2 separate regions of the Homo sapiens genome follow, and region 2 is linked to region 1. The links are chromatin loops, found by intact Hi-C in ENCODE. Cell type or tissue: Caco-2. All regions are shown on one strand. Each heading gives the region's core, and the rest is flanking DNA. Links, peaks and the distances in the headings are about the cores only.

Region 1 (10,582 bases), core at 823-8,822:
TTATTCCCAGCTTCTCACTCTGGTGTGTCGTAAAGATTTGCCTGTAATGAGCTCTGAGCTACTTATACTTAGTCATCTCCCATGAAAACAAGTATTACATACAGATGGGCCACCCCTGCCCCTCATCAGGTGAGCTCATCCGCTTTATAGAATGAGATTTAAGTCCTTGTTATTGAATTCTGGAAAGAGTGAACGTTCGGCTGACCAGTTTTATTATTCACCCAGGCTTCACAAAGGAGCCAGTCTGTGTGGATTTGTTTCCCTACACTTCCTAGAAACAGCTGCTCTATGTGCTGAAGAATAAGAAGCCATCCATTGGAAGTGCTGGCTCATTTCTTGAACCCATTTCAGAGTTCCTGTCTGAGCGATCGCTTCAAGTAAAGAAGGCGCCCCAGAGTAAGTCATAGGAATTTTTTTTTTTTTTTTTTTGAGATGGAGTTTCACTCTTGTCGCCTAGGCTGGAGTACAATGGCATGATCTCAGCTCACTGCAACTTCTGCCTCCCAGGTTGAAGCGATTCTCCTGCCTTAGCCTCCCGAGTAGCTGGGATTACAGGCACGCACCACCATGCCCAGCTAATTTTTGTATTTTTAGTAGAGATGGGGTTTTACTATGTTGGCCAGGCTGGTCTTGAACGCCTGACCTCAGGTGGTTCACCCGTCTTGGCCTCCCAAAGTGCTGGGATTACAGGCGTGAGCCACCGCACCCACCACCATGCCCGGCAGTCATAGGAATTTCTTAAGCTTCAACCACCACTCAGGACAGCATGCAGACACCTTGCAAAGCATCTTGCTCTTTGTCCTCTGACCTGCCCATGCGTTCTTCCAGGTCACTGTTATGAATCCCAGCATCCCATTTGCCACTTAGCTCTGGCTGGCTCCCAGGCTCTCCCCTGCACCCAGTGATGGTGCAGCATCCTCACTGCAGGCACAGCTACGGGATAGCTCTTGTCCCGGGAAAGAGCGGGGAGCTTGGATGATAAAGGCAACCAGTCACATTGCCTTCTCCCAGTTGTGACAGCCATTTCCCATTGTCTTCAACCCTGAGGGTATGGACAACCTAGTGCTTCCTCTCTCCACTCTTCTCCAAAAGTAGAAAAGTGCCCAGACCTGACACCATTTCCCTTCTGTCCTGGGAACCAAGGGTCTCTATGTCTCCTGTTGGTTCATCCTCCAGCTCATGTGAATGATCTGTGGTTCCTCCTTTCACATGAATCAACTCAGTGTCTCCTGTGTCACCTTGAACCACTAATCAGAATCTTGCACTTTCACCCAGTAACAGGGGCATTTCCTTTTATTTCAGTGTCTGGGGTCACTGAAACAGGGGCTTGACCAGTGTTATATTTTCTTTCTCTCCCCAGTAAAAAGGCAGGCAGTCCAGACACCACAGCATGTGCATGCCACACGCATGCGCCCCCCCAACCCCTATGATGAGAAGACACACCCTCGAGTGATGAACTTCTTTCTGTGCTGGAGCCCATGGGGTCCTCTGAGTCCCACTTCCTGCCTTCCTCAGGTACCTGCTTCTGACTGCAGAAGGCTCTTCCGTCCCAGGATTGTGGTTTCTCACCAGTTTCTCAACAGTTTCCTTTGTTATAAAACTTGAGAGAAAACATTCCTCTAGTAGAAAGAGACTGCCTTCATCCACCCTTTGGAATAACCAGCTCCAGCCTAGGTCCCATTTCCTGCACTGGTGGAAGAAAAGTCTCTTCTTCGCTAAGTGGTTCCTTTGATGACCTTATAGATTCAGGCAGCTTGGGAAGGGAAGTTTCTCTAAAAGCCACAGAGCGTCCAGCTCATGGAACCCTCAGGATCCCTGGCCCATCTTAGGCCACATGGAGTCAGCCTCGTGCCCCCAGCCCATCTGTTCCTGTGCACTGCACTCCAGTGGGTCTCACCCTTGCATCCAGGGTTCTCTCCCACAGGATGAGCTTGTCAACATTCTCTTTTTCTAACACACACACTTGTCAGCAGGTGCTGGTATAAGCCAAGCTGAGCTCGTGGGAGGATGGCAAGAGAATAGGCCCAACAGTCTTTGTGGGAGACAGAGCCCACGTTTCTCCACAAACAGCTTCCGGGAAGAGTGGACGGGTCAGACTAGACCAAACCAGCCTCTTGAGAACACCACACTGCCCAGACCCACTTAGTGCCTCCGTGTAACCCGCTGGTTAGAGTCCACCTGCTAGGCAGCCAGAAGCGGCAAAAGCCCAGCCCCACTGTCCCATTCTTGACCTGGTCCTCCATGCTCACTGTGACAGCAGCACAGGCACCCCGACCGGGCCACAGCGAGCTGGTGGCCATGTCCCTGGCTCTGCTAACTTGGCCTATCTCATTTCTTAACCTGTTTTTCATGATGTGGACCTCTTGAGAGTATACTTGAAAAAAGTGAATTATCTATGTGGATAAAGGACTGGTACACTATGTTGAAAACGTAACAAACCAACCAGATGGGAAAGCATCTGTGCTATGGGACTTTTTTGTTTGCTTGTTTTGTTTAATAGGCATATTTTATTTAAATAAATCTTCCAGTAGGAAATGGAGAATGCATTGCCTTTGCTTAGAAGAGGGCCGTGTAAGGAGTTACCTGTAAATGCGTATGTGCAGCTCACCAGTATTCCCGTACTGGGAACACCAGCACGTCCGCATCACAGTTCCCAAAAGAACTTTAAAGTCTCAAACCCCCCTGTCCCCCCTCGTCTCGTTTCTCTCCTGATTCCAGCCAGGCTTTATGAATCTTTCTCTCCACAGCCTCATCTCCGTCCTCATCCACTTCCCCTAGAACGTTCATCAGCCCCTCCCTGGAGTCTGTTTCAGTGTCGTAGGGGGTCTTTTCGGTTTCTTTGTACCCTTTTTCAACCTGAGTCAGGTGATCCCACCCCGTGTTTTCCGCTTTCCTTCTACAGAAGATAAGAACTGTATCCGCCTTGCCTTCCACAGGAGTGGGTGTCAATGGATTGTTCACACTCACGGATAACCCTGCCCAGTTAGATCCTACACCAAGAGATCACACGACCTCTCTGGGGAGCGCATCTGCACGTTCTCAGCGGGAACTTGGCCTCCTCACCTGGCTGACCCCGTGCATAGTCACCGAGTGTCACTGTAGGTCCCCTGCAATGGGAGCAAACACCGCAGCTGGCTTTTCGCTGTCAAGGAGTTCTGCTTTCCTCTGTGATTTCTGCCGCATCCTGTTCATTTCTGTCTCAGTCTTGGATTTTTCAGCTGGAAGGGCATCACGCACCGTTTTCCTAGTTGCCTTTTCCAGCAACACCTTTTACCTCTTCTGGATCTTTCTATAGCTCTTCCAAGCTGAGGCCATGGCCGGCCTGGGTCAGGCCAAAGGCGCCAGCGGCAGCCGCTCAGGGGAGGGAACACGAAAGGAAACTCTCCAGGAAGCCAGCGCGCTCGACCTGAGCGCAGGCCCCGCGGCTGCGGGCTAAGTGCAAGGGTCCTCAGCCTGCGCGCGCACCTGTCCTGAGCGTGCACCCGCCCTGCGCGCACCCGCTGTAAGCGCGATCCCGGCCGCCGCCACGCAGCACGAGCGCTCCGAGGGACTTTTGAATGGAGACGGAGTCTTGCTCTGTCGCCAGGCTGGAGTGCAATGGCCCGATCTCGGCTCATTGCAACCTCCGCCTCCCGGGTTCAAGTGATTCTCCTGCCTCAGCCTCCCGAGTAGCTGGGACAACAGGCATAAGCCACCACTCTCGGCTAATTTTTGTATTTTTAGTAGAGACGGGGTTTCACCATGTTGGTCAGGCTGATTTCGAACTCCTGACCTCATGGTACGCCCGCTTCGGCCTCCCAAAGTGCTGGGATTACAAGCGTGAGCCACCACGCCCGGCCCGAGCCTGGTACTTTTTAAAAAATCCTCAGTACCTGTAGAGACACAGCTGAACATCATCTCATTAGCCAAGGTTTTCTCTCAACTAAATGGCAAGAACGGATGGCTTTCCTTTCTTTCCATTTGGATATCTGTAGTCTCCAAAAATAAGGCAAAGGTAAAGATGACACCCAGAGCCAACTCCATGTAACAGCAGGTTCGCAAACCACAGTATAGCTTGTTCTGACAGCAGGAAGACCCCACAAGCCCTTCTCAGGGAAGGTGACGGGGTTCAGGACACACACCCCAGAATGTGGCACCTTGGCATTTGAGAAAACAGCAGAAGCAGGAAGTTCACTCTCACCTTCCCCACATCCCCTGGCCCCTGCAGCAGGCCCAAGACCCTTGTTCCACAGGTGCCCTCCCTGCCCCCAGAGGAGAGGAATGTCTCCATCTCTGAAGACACAGGGGTACAGAGAAGAACCTGCACAAACGGGCACTGCGGAGTCCCCCAGCTTATTCCCAAGGGATCACACCCCTTTGTCCCACTGTCCCTCACACCTGTCGACTTCTTCATCAGACTTAGCAGCGTAAAAATACACAGGTGTCGGCCAGACACAGTGGCTCACGCCTGAAATCCCAGCACTTTGGGAGGCCGAGGTGGGCGGATCACTTGAGGTCAGGAGTTTGACACCAGCCTGGCCAACATGGTGAAACCCCATCTCTACTAAAAATACAAAAATTAGCTGTAATCCCAGCTACTCAGGAGGCTGAGGCAGGAGAATCGCTGGAACCCGGGAGGCAGAGGTTGCAGTGAGCTGAGATCGTCCCACTGCACTCCAGCCTGGGCAACAGAGTGAGACTCCATCTCAAAACAGACAAACAAAAAAACAGGTGTCTGTGTCTTTGGGTCCTCATTTCTGAAGGTTCCCATGTCATGTAAAACTTGCATCACTTAACAATGAGAGATGTCCTGAGAAATGTGTCACTAGGCTGTTTTGTCACTGTGGGAACCTCACAGAGTGCACTTACACAGACCTAGAGGCATGACCTGCGGCACACTTGGTCTCTGTGGGGCCGCTGATTGCTTCCGGACTGCAAACCCGCACAGCATGTCACTGTGTTGAACACTGCAGGCAACTGAAACACAATGGGAGGTATTTTTGTATCTAAACATAGAAAAGGGACAACTAAAATCCAGTGTTATAGTCATACGGGATCACCATTGCATATTCAGTCTGTTGTTGACTGAAGCATCTTTATGAGGTGCATGGCTGTATTAAATAAAATTTGTATGGTTTTCTCTTGTTAATGGGGGCCCTGGTCATGACCCTAGTGATGGATGAGGAAAAGAAATGTTTCCTCCCCTGCAAAGGTTTGGTCCCAGTTAAAAGATGGGGAAATCTCAGATAGAAAATCGTAAGTGACTTTCCTCTCATCCAGGCAGTGTGTGTTGAAAAAGAGTCAGGAGCAAATCTCAGAGCCATGAGGCCGCAGCCCCTCTTTGAGAATCGCTCCTTGAAGCATCCTGAACCACAGAGAACAAGCGCCGGCTCCCCAGGGAGCAGAAGCCAGCACCTCAGATAGAAGCCTCCCCTCCAGGGAAATGAGTCACAGACGAGCCCGGGTGAGGCTGCGCGGCTGCGCCTGCCCCGACCTTTGCTTTTAACTTCCTTTCTCCTTTGCAGTCACCTTCCCATGAGGGAGATGATACTCCGAAGATGGGTTCATTTTGTCCAGACTTTGTCCAGGTTCCCGAAGATGATCTGGAGGATCATTTTATTGTATGTTTATGGAAATAAACAAAACCAGTGCCAGTGAGCCTCGCAATAGAAGGTGGTGAGTATAAAATGTAAACGGCACCCTGATCAGCACTCAGCCTTCTTCGTGTTCACACTGAAACTATCCAGCCTGCCAGGTCCTTGCTGCTGGGTAAACAGCATCTCCCCAATTCCCCGTGCAGTGCTCTCTGTTGTTTGGGCTCCGTCCCCTCTGGTGCCCTCTTCAGGAGAACAATACTTTCAGCTGAAGGTTATAAATTGGCAAACAAGTGGAGTGGTGTGTTGGTAAATAGCTAACAACCAGCTCTCCAGAAACACACAAACTTGGAATGAATAAATATACCTTACATGAGCATTATAAATTGTATTGCTATATAGGATGTGTAGTACACAATTACAATAACAAAATACACAATATTTTTCTTATAACTCCATATAGCCAGACTTAATAGCTAATGCTTTTGTTGATTTTTGCCAAATGTTTGTCTTGCAGCCAACCTAAGATTGTAATTGGTAAACAAATGTAGCCTCAACATGAATGTTGGTTATTTTCATTTACATTTTTGAGCAAGACAAAAGTGAAACAACGAAAATGTGTCTTCAGTGAAACACCATAAACATATGTTAGAACTTTACTCATACATTAATGACATAAGCCATTTCTTTGCTAAATGGGATAATAGTTTTTGAAGATCAGATCTCGATTCTTTTGTGCTGTTTACAATGTGATGGTGCAGATATGACACATTTTTAATTTAAATTGCATTATGAACACTGCCTTCATCACATTCTTAAGTCTAGAGCCTAGACTAAAACAATGAAATGAAATCAACCCTGATTTGTGGCTTTTGCTGATTTCCATGGTATAAATATTCCCACCAGACTCACTGAAGGAGGAGTTGGAAAGAGATGTGCCTTAAGTAGCAATTTAATTTTATATAATGACTGTATTTAAAAATTGGCTCTCAAGATTCCTGGAAATGTCACCCTCAGCTGTCACGAGGCAGGGAGAGCCGCCTGCAGCACCTCCCGGCTGTGTGTGGTGTGTGCTGGGGGGCAGCATAAGCCCAGACTCTGATTGGAGGGCTACACAGCATTGCTGAGTCTAGGCAGGCTGAGGCACTCAGCTAGAGATTTCAGGACACAGATTTTTTTTGGTGGTTCTTTCATTAATCAGCAAATATTTATGGAGTGTCTAATGCATGCCAATCACTGCGATGCCTGGAGGAGATGGGTAGCTACGCAGAGTGGACAACAGCCCTGCCCTGCAGAGGGTATGGTCCCAGCTGGTTCTCTACCTCCAAGACTGCTGAGTCCCTGTCTCCCAGACCAACTCATCCTCTCCACCCAGTGTGTGGTGTTCTGGGGCCCCTGCGGAAGGGTGCGCAGCTGTTCCAGATGACAGGGAGCTGCCCTGGACCCCTCGCTCTCCTTCCTCCTGTTCCACAGTAGCCACTACCAAGTCCCAGCCACTTCTCCTGCAAGAGCTCCTCCTCTCCCTCTGCTGCCTGACCTGGGCCAGCACTCACTCTCACTTCTGCCTCTTCAGCAGCCTCCTGCGGACTTCTAGCTCCCTCTTCCCCCAGGCCACTCTCCATTCAGCAACTAGGCTGATTTTTAAGATTAAAAAACCTGTGTTTTTTGTTTTGTTTTGTTTTGTTTTTGAGACAGGGTCTCACTCTGTCACCCATGCTGGAGTGCAGTGGTGTGATCACAGCTTACTGCAGCCTTGACCAACCTCCTGGGCTCAAGAGATCCTCCCACCTTAGCCTCCCAAATAGCTGGTACTATAGGTATGCACCACCATGCCCAGCTAATTTTTGTATTTTTCTGTAGAGACAGGGTCTCTTATGTTGCCCAGGCTGGTCTTGAACTCCTGAGCTCAAGCAATCCACCCACCTTAGCCTCCCAAAGTGCTGGGATTATGGGCATGAGCCAGCACAACTGGCCAGATCAAATTTAATGAACATAAAAAACGAAAATACATTCAAGAGGGTCCATGATGTCAAAGTTAGTTCTTGGAAAAGATTGATTTGACAAATATCTGGCATGATGTAGGAAGAAAAAAAGAAAGCACAAAAGTATGATATGAGGAATAGAAGTGGAATCTAACTTCAGAGAGAGATCTTTTTAAGAGAAAGAAAATAAGAAGACTATGCACAATTGTATGCTGTAGATTTGAAAACTTGGAAATGTAGTCATCAGTAGAAAATCTTCCTGCAAAGAAAATTTCAAGCCAAATGGTTTTACTTATTAGTACCATCAACTTTCAAGGAACTTGTTCCTCTACTCTTATACAAACACTTTCAGAAAATTAAAAAGAGGAAACACTTCTCCCTCACTATAAGGGCAAAGTGTTATAATATTCAAAATAACATATCAATATGACACTGACACCCAAACAAGACAAGGACCAATCACAAAGGAAATACAGGCCATCTCACTGAAGTGATCACACCACTGCACTCCAGCATGGGTGACAGAGTAAGACCCTGACAGCCTGGCCAACATGGTGAAACCCCATTTCTACTAAAAATATAAAAATTAGCCGAGAGTGATGGCACACGCCTGTAATCCCAGCTACTCAGGAGGCTGAGGCAGGATAATCACTTGAACTCAGAAGGCGGAGGTTGCAGTGAACAGAGATTGCGCCACTGCACTCCAGCCTGGGTGACAGAGCAAGACTCCGTCTCAAAAGAAAGAAAGAAAGAAAGAAATGCCTGGCATAGGCCGGGTACAGCAGCTCACACCTGTCAGCCCACCACTTTGGGAGGCCAAGGTGGACCTATCACTTGAGCCCAGGAGTTCAAGACCAGCCTGGGCATCATGGCGAAACCCCATCTCTACAAAAAAATATGAAAATTAGCCTGGCATGGTGTCATGCACCTGTAGTCCTAGCTACTTAGGAGGCTGAGGTGGGAGGATTGCTTGCCTGTGAGTTTGAGGCTGCAGTGAGCTGTGATTGCGCCACTGTACTCCAGCCTGGGTGACAGAGTGAGACCCTGTCTCAGAAAAAGAAGAGGAGGGGAGGGGAGGAGAAGGGAGAGAAGGGAAGGGGAGGGGAGGGGAGGGGAGGGGGAAGAGAGCCTGGCACTTTCAGTTCATTTCCCTTTCTCCCTCCCCCAGCACCTGATATTTCAACAGACAAATTTTCCATCAGCCAAAATTTAATCACTTAATTTAGAATGTCCTTTTTTGGGGTGAACTCGGAGAAACTCAGTCTCAGTGGCCTGTTTCACTTAAATAAATTAATGTTTCTTGGATTGCCATTTTTCACACTGTTCTTAGTTTCAAGCAAAAAAGAAATAAGTTGAATTAACCTAAGTTTGTGTAGAGATAGAAACAAATTACCAATTTTGGTTGTTGGTTACCCTCTTCTTTAGTCCTGCCTGGGCTGCCAAGGCTGGAGTGGCTGGAGGCACCCTTGCTCAACCCACACCAAACACCTCTTAAGTCAAAAGGGCCTAACTACTTCAACAGCCCAAATACCAACTCCCAGAACATTTCCCAGCAATTACAAAGTGCCAAACTTAACAAGTTTCAGTAAACATTTGTTGAATAAATGCAATGCAAGGCAGAATTAGTTCTTATTTATTCTCTCCTCTGGGAGAAACCGACTCATAGGTAAAGTTATATTTCTATAAAATAATTAGATAATATACATTTCTGGAAAGAAAAAAATGCTTAGCTACTTTACATAATACAATATCTTGATAAATTCATTACTTAATGAAAACCAAAAGGGGAAACGGGGAGGGAGATGTAAAGCCGTTAAATGATCATGCTTCTTATTGTTTTCTAGCAATCATCTGGAAATCCATCTTCTATTGCATCAGAAACAAAACCCAAGGGACAATAAGGACTGTGTTTTTTTGTCGGTTTTTTTTTTTTTTTTTTTTTTTTTTTTTTTTTTTTTTTTTTTTTTTTTGAGACAGAGTCTCACTCTGTTGCCCAGGCTGGAATGCAATGGCGTGATCTCGGCTCACTGCAACCTCCGCCTCTTGGGTTCAAGCGATTCTCCTGCCTCAGCCTCCCGAATAGCTGGGACTATAGGTGTGCGCCACCACGCCCAGCTAATTTTTATATTTTTAATAGAGATGGGGTTTCACCATGTTGGCGAGGCTGGTCTTGATCTCTTGACCTCGTGATCCCCCTGGCTGGGGAAAGCTGTACATGGCCTGGTGGAAAGGAAATGGTCAGGGTGCATTTGCACGGGTAGAACTTTGTGGACAAGACGGTGAAGTGTCAAGCAGGCAGGTAAGCCCCCAGTACCAATGCTGTGGCTGGCATGGATGCCCCAGCACTCCTGGAGATGAACTGGCTCTCCATCCATAATAACAAGACACAGTGGGCCAGGCACGGTGGCTCACGTCTCTAATCCCAGCACTTCGGGAGGCTGAGGCAGGCAGATTACTTGAGGCCAGGAGTTCGAGACCAACATGGTGAAAACCCGTCTCTACAAAAAATACAAAAATTAGCCGAGCATGGTGGCACACGCCTGTAGTCCAGCTACTTGGGAGGCTGAGGTGGGGGAGTCGCTTGAACCTGGGAGGCAGAGGCTGCAGTGAGCCGAGATCACACCATTGCACTCCAGCTGGACGAGAAGGAAACTCCGTCTCAAAAAAAGCAAAAAAAAAAAAAAAATAGACAGTGGGTATGAAAGAGTAGCTAAAATAAAACGTATATCTGTAATTCAATATCGATGTGTCAGTGGTGCCAGCAGAGAGATAATGCAATTTTTTTTTTTTTTCCGAGATGGAGTCTCACTCTGTTGCCAGGCTAGAGTGCAATGCCGTAATCTGAGCTCACTGCAACTTCCGCCTCCCAGGTTCAGGCAATTCTCCTGCCTCAGCCTCCCGGGTAGCTGGGATTACAGGCATATACCACAACACCCAGCTAATTTTTGTATTTTTAGTAGAGACAGGGTTTCACCATGTTGGCCAGTATGCTCTTTGTCTCTTGACCTTGTGATCTGCCCACCTCGG
Region 2 (10,582 bases), core at 1,634-9,633, 66 kb before region 1:
TTAGGGAGCAGAAGCAGCAGAGATTGATGCACTTGCCATATGTGTATTCGTTATTATTAGGCTCTCAATCTTGTTCTTCTGAAGTCCTTTGCTCACATAAGCTTTATCCCATTAAAAGTGATTAGGCATGAAAAGAACTTGTAATGGAAGAGATTTTTAAAAATCTGATTTTATGTTGTATCACTGTTCTTCAGTAATCTGTGACATACTTGTTCCAAAACAGAGTAACTTCTTCCATCATTGCTTGATAATTAAACTGTCAGTGCTGCGTTTCCCATTTTTTCCAATCTTAATAGTGTTTTTGTCTTCCTATGGGAACTGTAGTTGTAATTCATTAATGGTAGTGGATTTGGGGCCTGCCCTTTTTGTTCTGTTTTTCTTTAGTGTGATACTAAACTCTGATAACTTAATCAGTCCTTATTCAGGAATTATATGTATGTTCTTTCATCTGTCCTTTCTTCTCTAAAATGGAAAAATGAGTATTAATTCAAAAGACCTTTCAATGCAGAGTCATTTCCTCCCTTTTGCAAATACTCCTGTGTGTTGTACATCATGACAGGGCCTAGGGAGGTACTGTTGAGCAAAGCTGATGTGGTTCAGGTCTCAGCTTGGGCTGCTATAATAAAATACCACAGACCAAGGGGCTTAAACAACAGACATTGAGTTCTCACAATTCTGGAGGCTGGCCAGCCTCAGATCAAAGTGCCAGCCAATTTGGTTCCTGGTGGAGGCTGACTCCTGGCTTGCGTTCTCCCTGGGTCCTCACATGGCCTTTCCTCAGTGCTTGGGTGTAGCGAGAGTGCTTGCAAGCTGGGGTCTCTCATACTCTTCTTATATGGGCGCTAATCCTATCGTGGGCGCCCCACCCTCACGACCTTGTCTAAACTGAATCATCCCCCAAAGACCTTACCTCCAAATACCATCAACATAAATTGGGGAGGCGGGGAGCTCATAAACATTCAGTCCATAATAGTCCATCGCCTCAAAAGTTTATAGTGTAACTAGGGGTCAGACAGAAATCACACAATCCCACAGTAAAGGGATGAGAATAGTGATAAGTGTGGCAATGGGTACAGCTTAGTTAAAGTTATAAGAAGTCATGTTTCATATTTATTGTTATTGAAAATTGCTCACCAAGTACATTAAACATCTGCCTCTTCCAGGATTTCAGCAGGTCCGTGACCCATGCTCCGGTGTCTTGACCCTACGCCTGTGTCACATGAAGGCTTTGTAGACATGCTATCAGATAGTAATTTTTTTTTTGACAGCTAAAATTTCACCTTTTTCTAAAATGAATTTCATGGTGTTCCTAGTAGTTATGTCTTTCCTGAAAACAGCATATAGTAATGAATTAATTGCTGCGTCTGGAGGCAAATTGTTTTAGCCTTTTTTAGTATTCATTCATTAAAATATAGATCATATTTAAAGGAATATTTGATGAACAATTTATTCTAAAATAACTGAATTCTGTGAACTTTCTGCAGGCAGTCTCTTAGTCATCAGTATTTATATCCTAAAATTGCCTTTTGCTTGTCACTGACTTTAGTGCATTCGTTTAGCAATAAATATTTACTGAGTGCCTGCATTGTACACAAAGCTCTGTTAGGTGCCACATAGCTATGGACTGTCTCTCCCCCAAGGAGCTTCACATTAAAATCTCAAGCAAAAAGAAGCAAAAATTGAAAAAGCCTTAACCAGCTCTCCCTTTGGGTAAATTCTAGCCTTTCTAGTCAGACAGCCTTGGCTTGATCACTTAATGCCTTTGTCAGCTTACTTGGCCTCTCTTAAGTTGCTCGTGTGTTTGTAAATTGGAGATAACTTGCATGATTGTTGCAATGAGATGCTGACGGATAGACAGATCCCATTAGACACAAAAGATGTAAAGTTTTTAATGGCAACCAATGCAGAAACTGCAGAGACCATCACACAAAGCAGAACATAATGCAATGTGATGCACCTCGGTGGAGGTCCTGCTGCCCAGGACCCAAGATTCCTCTCAGGATGTCCCACTGGTGGCACCACTAGTGTTGTTGGTTGGTTGGTGGCGGCAGGGGGGATGTTCAGCAGCTGTGAGGTGCTCCTTTGCTGCTGTCATGGAGGGGCGCATTCAGCCTTCCTCTATCCAGATTGTTCTTTAGCTCTGGCCATGTACCTGTCTGTATTACCCAGCATGCTCCTGAGTATGTGCTCTGAGATGGGTGAGGCCAAGGAAGGTGTCTGAGGAGCAGCCCTCAGCACACTGTGGTAGCAAAAGCCCACCTGGGCCACACCAGCAAAACTAGCGCCTAACTCATGGTTTTGACAATTAATGAGGTAGAGCTTTCAGCATAGTGTTTAGTGCAAAGTAAGTACTTAATATTTTAATACCATGACTACATCCTTAAATTAATTATAAATTAATACATTAATACTATTATTATTCTCAGTGAAGTAAAACATTCAACATTGGAAATAAAACATTGTTTCAGGAGCATCTTCTTTTCCAAATATGGTTATATAACATGCTTACATAACCCAATGTATTTTCTCTTTGGTCAAACATAAACCTAAGCTTTTTCTTCTAAATTTGAGAAAATAATAACAACAAATCTCTGCTGCTTCTTCGTTTTCCAGAAAAGTAAATGAATATTTTCCTAACTCCTCTCCTCCAATCAAAAATACAAAGCAAAACCCCTGCAAATAGTATAACAGAGATTTTGCTGGTATTATTTGAAAACGTTCATGCAATATAATATACTCATTCTGCTGTTAGTCACATTTCAGTATTAAAGGACTCAAATTGTTGCAGGAATAGCCAGCAGAGGTTCTACTTAACATTTTGTGTCACTGTGCTGTTGTTACTTAACTAGCTATTTTTAGTTCTAAATGTATATTGTCTTCCTAAAACAAATCGAGGCAACAAGGTGTGCCAGAAACTGGCCCTTGCTGCCACTTGGTCAGAGGTCCCCATCCTGGATTGCAGGTGCTGTTTGGCACGGCCGATGGGCAGGTGATTGTCATGGATTGCCACGGCAGAATGCTGGCCCACGTCCTCTTGCACGAGTCAGACGGTGTCCTCGGCATGTCCTGGAACTACCCGATCTTCCTGGTGGAGGACAGCAGCGAGAGCGACACGGACTCAGATGACTACGCCCCTCCCCAAGGTACTCATTGGCCCTACTTTCCTTGTCACTGACCAGAAGGACAAGGAAGGGCATCGGAGCAGAGTAGACTGATGTGGAGGAGGGAGGGTGAAGGGCCGCCACACCTACGGCACCCGGGCTTCCTGGGAAGAGTTATCAAGCTGAAATGCAAGGTAGGGCTGGCCTCATCTAGATGTGACTGTCTCCCCGCTGTTGTCCCTTTTCTCAGAATCACTGGTCGAATTGATTACACTTAATTCGCTTAGCTTTTCCTAGATATAAAGTGAGACACATGGCTCTTCCTGTGTCCCTGAGGTATTGTGGGGCTTAGCTGCTTAGTGACAATAAAGAAAGCTAAAGATGAAAAATGCTGTGCTATTATTATAACTTAATATGTGATATATCCAAATCCCCAATGTTATTAAAGCCCGCGGCTTTAGGTGCATGAGAAAAGGATTTGTTTTGCCATAATGAAGGCCAGCACCTTGGGCAGATAACTCTACATTTCTGTCTGTCCTCTTTATTTCAGGCAGAAGCTCTCCTCCTCCTCAGGTCTAAAAGACCTACTGCCTCTCTGTATACTCCAGTTGGTGTTGAGTACTCTTGGTGGGGATGACCTCAAATTCCAGCCACCTTAACCTCTAGCAGGTCCCCAGAATCAGTGTGCAGCACTGGCCCACTCAGTTGGCTCTTCACCAGCATCCCATCCCCTGCACCCATCTCTTTTAAAAAAATTGAGATACAATAATTGTACATATTCATGAGCTACATTGTGATATTTCGATACACATAATGTATAGTGATCAGATCATTTTAGTTAACATATTCATCATCTCAAACATTTATCATTTCTTTGTGTTGGGAACGTTCAATATCCTCGTTCTAGGTATTTGAAACTATATAATATGATAATATGTTATTGTTAACATGTCATCCTCCATGGTATGGAACACTAGAATTTAGCCTTCCTGCCTAGCTGTAACCATCTCGTTTTGGGGAATGGGACTGGCTTCTTGATTAGAAGTGGTCACACTGCCGCAGGCTTCTATCCTTAGCCTAGCACAGCTGTGCTTACACTGCTGTGTGCCCTTCATAGTCAAAGGGCACAGTGGGTGCTTTCTAACCTTTCCTGCCATTGTGGGGCATGTCGTCCTGTGAAGGGCTGTTCCGGGGGAAATTAGAGAAATTGTCTGCCTCCGTTAGAACCTGCAATATTCTCGTGTTGTGTTGTCTTCTCTTTCCTGTCACAGTGTGTTATGCTTCCCAGCAGCAGACACGTATGTGTGTACACACATACTCATTCATTTATTCATTTTAGGAGAAGGCATTCACACATGAAAAACAATTGAGATTAATGGTAGTGTTTTAGGACCAGTGGCTTGGGGGCTTTTTATGGGTATTCCTAGCACCCATAAAGCAATTTAGGAATTAACCATCCCCTTTCCTAATAGGATACCAGCCTTGAGAGAAGTGTTGGTCATATTTCTACAGCCTCATAATAGTAAAGTCAGTGTCTTCATCACATGGACTCAGCATACTCTTAGAACTCCTCTTTAGTGGGTCAAATCTAGATTTACTTGCCCCCATTTTATTATTGAAAAAAAAAAAAGAAAACAAGGGACTGGGCACGGTGGCTCAGGCCTGTAATCCTAGCACTTTGGGAGGCCGAGGCGGGTGGATCATGAGGTCAGGAGATCGAGACCATCCTGGCTAACACGCTGAAATCCCGTCTCTACTAAAAATACAAAAGAAAAAAAAAATTAGCCAAGCATGGTGGTGGGCACCTGTAATCCCAGCTACTCCGGAGGCTGAGGCAGGAGAATGGCTTGAACCCGGGAGGCGGAGCCTGCAGTGAGCCAAGATCGCGCCACTGCATTCCAGCCTGGGCAACAGAGCAAGTCTCCGTTTCAAAAAAAGAAAAAGGAAAAAACAGAAAAGAAAAGAAAGGAAAAAAAAACAGGACTCAGAGACCAAGTTTATAAAGCAAGTCCAGAGTAAATCCAAGAACAGAATTCAGTCCCTGGTTGCTCCTCCAGGCAGTTGCCCTTCTCAGAAGCAGGGGGGGCAGTTTAGAGGATGACAGGTGTTCACCTTTCACGTGCAACAGGGTTCTTCTTAGTGGCCTAGGGAATTTGAGTGTGGAGGTCGGTATAGTGCAGTGTCATGATGTAAAGCAAAGCAATAACTGGGCTTCCTCTGCAGACAACTGGCAGGTAGGCCCACCTCGATGGCTGCTAAGATGAGCCCAGTGTGGCTGTGAAGCCTACAGGAGCCTTCTGAAAACGTTGCTCTATCTAGGCATCTAGGAAGGGCTTACTTTTGCTTTTTCAAACACCCTGTGAAAGACCAAGTCCATGGTCCATCATGGCCCCTTCCTTAATGTCTGCATGAGGCTCCAGAGCAGGGTTTTCCTTATGCCGGCTGTGCTCCGCAGGTGCAGCAAGCCTCTATGAGCCACATTTAGCCCAACCTTCTCTCCAAATCTGGGCTGGCCTCTGTGGCTGCTTATTTCCTGTAACATTCAATGAAAGAGGATTTAGAAAGAGGATTTGGAACTTGAAAAGCAACTTTTTTCTCTCTTAGACCAGAATTAAGAAAATGTTTTTATCCCTCCTCCTACCATCCTTGGATGTTGTATGACATTAAAATAATTTATGTCTATATGTCATTAGAACCGTGTAACACATTAACATCAAGTTAGTAAACTTTCACACATATTCTCACCACTCACCAATTGCCCCCAGGGCTATGTCCCTAGTGTCCTGCTTCTTACTCACAAATTCTCTGTTAGTGCCCACTGATGGCCCTTGTGTAGTTCCTGAATGATATAGAATGTTTCATTCAGGTAGCATCCCAATCCAGAGTAGGATCTGCATTGTCAGGCAATTTCTAAGGCACCATGCAAGATTTCAGCTTTGGGAACCTGGATTTGGGTGGTGTGCTTCCCTCCTTTTCACTTGGCACTTGTGTTCCTGCAGATGGTCCGGCAGCATATCCCATCCCAGTGCAGAACATCAAGCCTCTGCTCACCGTCAGCTTCACCTCGGGAGACATCAGCTTAATGAACAACTACGATGACTTGTCTCCCACGGTCATCCGCTCAGGGCTGAAAGGTACAGAATGCTGCACACACCCCAAACCTGCAGACCGGGCCTGTGTGTGCTTGCCTCAAGGCCGGTCTTGTACACTCTGTGCTTACTGATTCCTGTCCTCTGTGGTGACACCTTCTGGGCTTCATGGAGTCTGTTAACTAAAGCCACTCCCTCTTCACTCCTTTGCTTATCTGATAAGTCCATACCTAGTCTTATCTCAAAGGGAGATTCCTGACATTCAGTCTTTGTCTTAGCCTGCTCTTTTCCTCACTATGACAAGAATGATCCTCTCTCAGGTGTACAGGTATGTTTGCATCTGGCTTACGCATGTCTGCACAATAAACGGACTGCAGCACCTGCCATCCCTAAGGCAGCAGATGGTGCACAAGACATCATTTACACAGAAGCCCCTGTAATTTTAAGAATCTGACAGTCTTATTAAGGAACTGATCATCACTGTGCGATAAAGTTACCTTGAAAGACTTGTGGAGGTTCTGCAATTACTAGACTGAGGCATTGTTGTGAAGGGCAGCAGTCAAGTGCTGATACCTTCCTGATAGATATTATGAGTGTTGTTATCTCAAAAGAAAATCAGTGGGCATAGGCATTTGGAGTGTTGTGAATTTTGCAGTTCAAGAGTACTGTTGATGTTGTTGACCCCATTGATGTGAGTTCTATGGAAAAACAATCTGTCTCTTCAGGGTTGAATGGTACAAGGTAAAAAGGTTTTAAAATTCAATACCTGGGCTGCCTCTGACCCTTGATGTTTAAGGGACCTCCTGTAATCTGAATGAGGATATAGGAGACAAGCCAGGAACTTTGGTGTAACTCGCTGCTGTCATTCAAAACTGGCCATTGGTCTAGGGAGTCATTACCGTGCGCTACTGCTGCTTGCCTGAATTATTCAGCAGTCACAGGGATGTAAAGAATCAAGTCTAGGCTGGGTGCGGTGGCTCATGCCTGTAATCCCGGCACTTTGGGAGGCCAAGGCAGGTGGATCACAAGGTCAGCAGTTCGAGACCAGCCTGGCAAACATGGTGAAACCCCATCTCTACTAAAAATACAAAAATTAGCTAAACACAAAAAATTAGCCGGGCGTGGTGGCGGGCGCCTGTAGTCCCAGCTACTCGGGAGGCTGAGGCAGGAGAATGGCATGAACCCGAGAGGCAGAGCTTGCAGTAAGCCGAGATCACGCCACTGCACTCCAGCCTGGGTGACAGAGCGAGACTCTGTCTCACAAAAAAAAAAAAAAAAAAAAAAAAGCCGGGCACGGTAGCTCACGCCTGTAATCCCAGCACTTTGGGAGGCCGAGGCGGGCAGATCACGAGGTCAGGAGTTCAAGATCAGCCTGGCCAACATCGTGAAACCTCGTCTGTATTAAAAATACACAAATTAGCTGGGCGTGGTAGCAGGTGCCTGTAATCCCAGCTACTCGGGAGGCTGAGGCAGGAGAATTGCTTGAACCTGGGAGGCGGAGGTTACAGTGAGCTGAGATCAAGCCACTGCACTCTAGCCTGGATGACAGAGCAGGACTCTGTCTCGGAAAAAAAAAAAAAAAAGCCAGGTGTGGTGGCGTGTGCCTATAGTCCCAGCTACTTGGGAGGCTGAGGCAGGAGAATCGCTTGAACCTGGGAGGCGGAGGTTGCAGTGAGCCAAGACCGCACCACTGCATTCCGGCCTGGGCAACAGAGGGAGACTCCGTCTCAAAAAAAAAAAGAATCAAGTCTATATACTTAACTGTTGGTTGGCAAGAATCATACCTGCCTCTGCACCGCCCCCCCCCAAGTAATTACTCTATTTTTAAACTATAGAATATTTTTAGAAACATATTACATACCCTCTTTTGGGCATCCCAATCTACTGTCTCAGGACTGTAATTATAAGGAATTACTTAGGCTGTAAAGTCCTGAGGGACATGAATGACGTTGAAGTCCTTTTTATCACACATAGGCCCTGGTAGGAGTTGAGTACATATTTTTTGTGGTGATGATGAACTTAAATTCCTGTGCTTGTCTGTAAATTTTTTTCTGAATGTTCTGTCTTTCATGGAGCTAAAACACAGGATGATCAACATTAATTCCTAATGTATTTATAATCCATGCTTAACTTTTTTCTTCAAAATTCTATTTTTAAACCTTTAAACCAAGTTTATTAATTTTTTGAGAACCTGCCTCTAGTTCAGGAATCCAGAACTTGGTTTCTCTACCAAATATCTGGTGAAGGCTGAACATAATATAATTACCACTCAGTTCCTTTTTATTCTTTACGGGGGAATTTTTCCAGTTTTTTACCACCCTGCTTATGGAAACTTTATTTTTTATGCCTTGAATATGCCCAAGGTATTGGAGCAACAGTTCTCTCTTTTTTTTTTTTTTGAGATGGAGTTTTGCTCTTGTTGCCCAGGCTGGAGTGCGGTGGCACGATCTTGGCTCACTGAGTCTTCTGCCTCCCAGTTTCAAGTGATTCTCCTGTCTCAGCCTCCCTAGTAGCTGGGATTACAGGCGCATGCCACCACGCCTGGCTAATTTTGGTATTTTTGGTAGAGATGGGGTTTCATCGTATTGGTCAGGCTGGTCTCGAACTTCTGACCTCAGGTGATCCACCCGCCTGGGCCTCCCGAAGTGCTGGGATTACAGGCGTGAGCCACCATACCCATCCTGGAGCAGCACTTCTAACGTTTTGCAACCATATGTGCAATATAGGTAGAAGGATATGTTAGGTAAGTTGGGGAGGTGACCCAAAGTAGCCCTCCCAAATGTGAAATTTTTTTCCTTGAGTTTTCTTCTAAAAATACAGGCAAATTTAACATTTTTTTTTTTTTTTTTTTTTTTTTTTTTTGAGACGGAGTCTCGCTCTGTTGCCCAGGCCGGACTGCGGACTGCAATGGCGCAATCTCGGCTCACTGCAAGCTCCGCTTCCTGGGTTCACGCCATTCTCCTGCCTCAGCCTCCCGAGTAGCTGGGACTACAGGCGCCCGCCACCGCGCCCGGCTAATTTTTTGTATTTTTAGTAGAGACGGGGTTTCACCTTGTTAGCCAGGATGGTCTCGATCTCCTGACCTCGTGATCCACCCGCCTCGGCCTCCCAAAGTGCTGGGATTACAGGCGTGAGCCACCGCGCCCGGCCAAATTTAACATTTTAATTATTACCTAACTAGATATCTAAATCTAACCTAAAAATGTTTTCAGTTATTTACAGGATGCTTTCAGCGGGGTACGGTGGCTCACGCCTGTAATCCCAGCACTTTGGGAGGCTGAGGCAGGTGAATCACCTGAGGTCAGGAGTTCGAGACCAGCCTGGCCAACATGGCCAAACCTTGTCTCTACTGAAAGTACAAAAATTAGCCAGGCGTGGTGGTGCATGCCTGTAATCCCAGCTACTTGGGAGGCTGAGGCAGGAGAATCACTTGAACCCGGGAGGCAGAGGTTGCAATGAGCTGAGATTGCGCCATTGCACTCTAGCCTGGGTAACAGAGCAAGACTCCGTCTCAAAAAAAAAAAAAAAATTATTTGCAGGATGCTTTTGTTCTGTGTCTTCCTAGTTTCAGAAAGTTAGATTAAATCGAAATGAGCTGGTGCCATCAAGTAGGTGCTGTAAGGACAGAGAAAAAGCTTCCCTTCTGTCCTCTCTGAAGGTTCCCTGAAATGACTGACAGTAGACAGATTAACAGGAGAAAAGGCATAGAAATGTATTAATGTGAATAAGCATAGGACCCACATAAAATAAGAGACTCAAAGAAAGGCCACATGGTTGAAGTTTTTATACCCTTTCCATGGAAAGGAGGGAAATGGGGAGGTGGGTAGGCAATCATGATTAGTAGTAAGTGATTTCTAGGGGAAATGAATGGATCCAGGAGGTAGACGTTACCTTGTTAATAATTCTTAGGAACTGAACAGGACTTGTAAGTTATGGGAAGGTGAGGGGTAGAACTCTTACTGTGACCAAAGGTTTCGACAACTTTTATTCTCTTCTCTGGTGGTTAAGTCTTTCCTGGTTATTTGGGGAAAGCAGGAGATCAGAAAGTCCCTGGCTCTGAAGCAGCTTCTAAGGCATGCTTGTCCAGCTTGCAGCCTGTGGGCCACATGCAGCCCAGGACAGCTTTGAATGTGGCCCAACACAAATTTGTAAACTTTCTGAAAACATTATGAGATTTTTTGTTTGTTTAAGCTCATCAGCTCTTGTTAGTATTCATGTATTTATGTGGCCCAAGACAATTCTTCTTCTTCCAGTGTGGCCCAAGGAAGCCAAAAGATTGGACACCTCTGTTCTAAGGCCTTCCAGTTGTCTTTAATTCAAAATGCTCAGGCCGGGCACGATGGCTCACGCCTGTAATCCCAGCACTTTGGGAGGCTGCGGTGGGTGTATCAC

What was found. Hi-C counts contacts between places; a loop is a spot of excess contacts. Peaks named below come from ENCODE experiments on the same cell type or tissue, not always from the same donor. Only the 100,000 strongest peaks of a DNase experiment are listed, where the experiment ranks them.
Region 2: a loop joins it to region 1, with 2.1 times the contacts of the local background. A loop is called at or near these places in 2 of 110 quality-filtered maps.

Annotation. Positions count from the first base shown.
Region 1 is chr6:158,512,915-158,523,496 of GRCh38, forward strand. It overlaps the pseudogene CACYBPP3. Among named protein-coding and RNA genes, the nearest start is that of TMEM181, 42 kb to the right of the region's middle. In Caco-2, for the core only: no CTCF peak of the experiment used is centred there; DNase peaks (open chromatin) are centred at 5,437 and 5,787; H3K4me3 peaks cover 482 bases.
Region 2 is chr6:158,446,034-158,456,615 of GRCh38, forward strand. TULP4 (TUB like protein 4) reads left to right here. Exons shown (of 14, transcript NM_020245.5): 4 at 2,963-3,143; 5 at 6,101-6,235. Among named protein-coding and RNA genes, the nearest start is that of TMEM181, 110 kb to the right of the region's middle. In Caco-2, for the core only: no CTCF peak of the experiment used is centred there; DNase peaks (open chromatin) are centred at 6,298 and 7,068.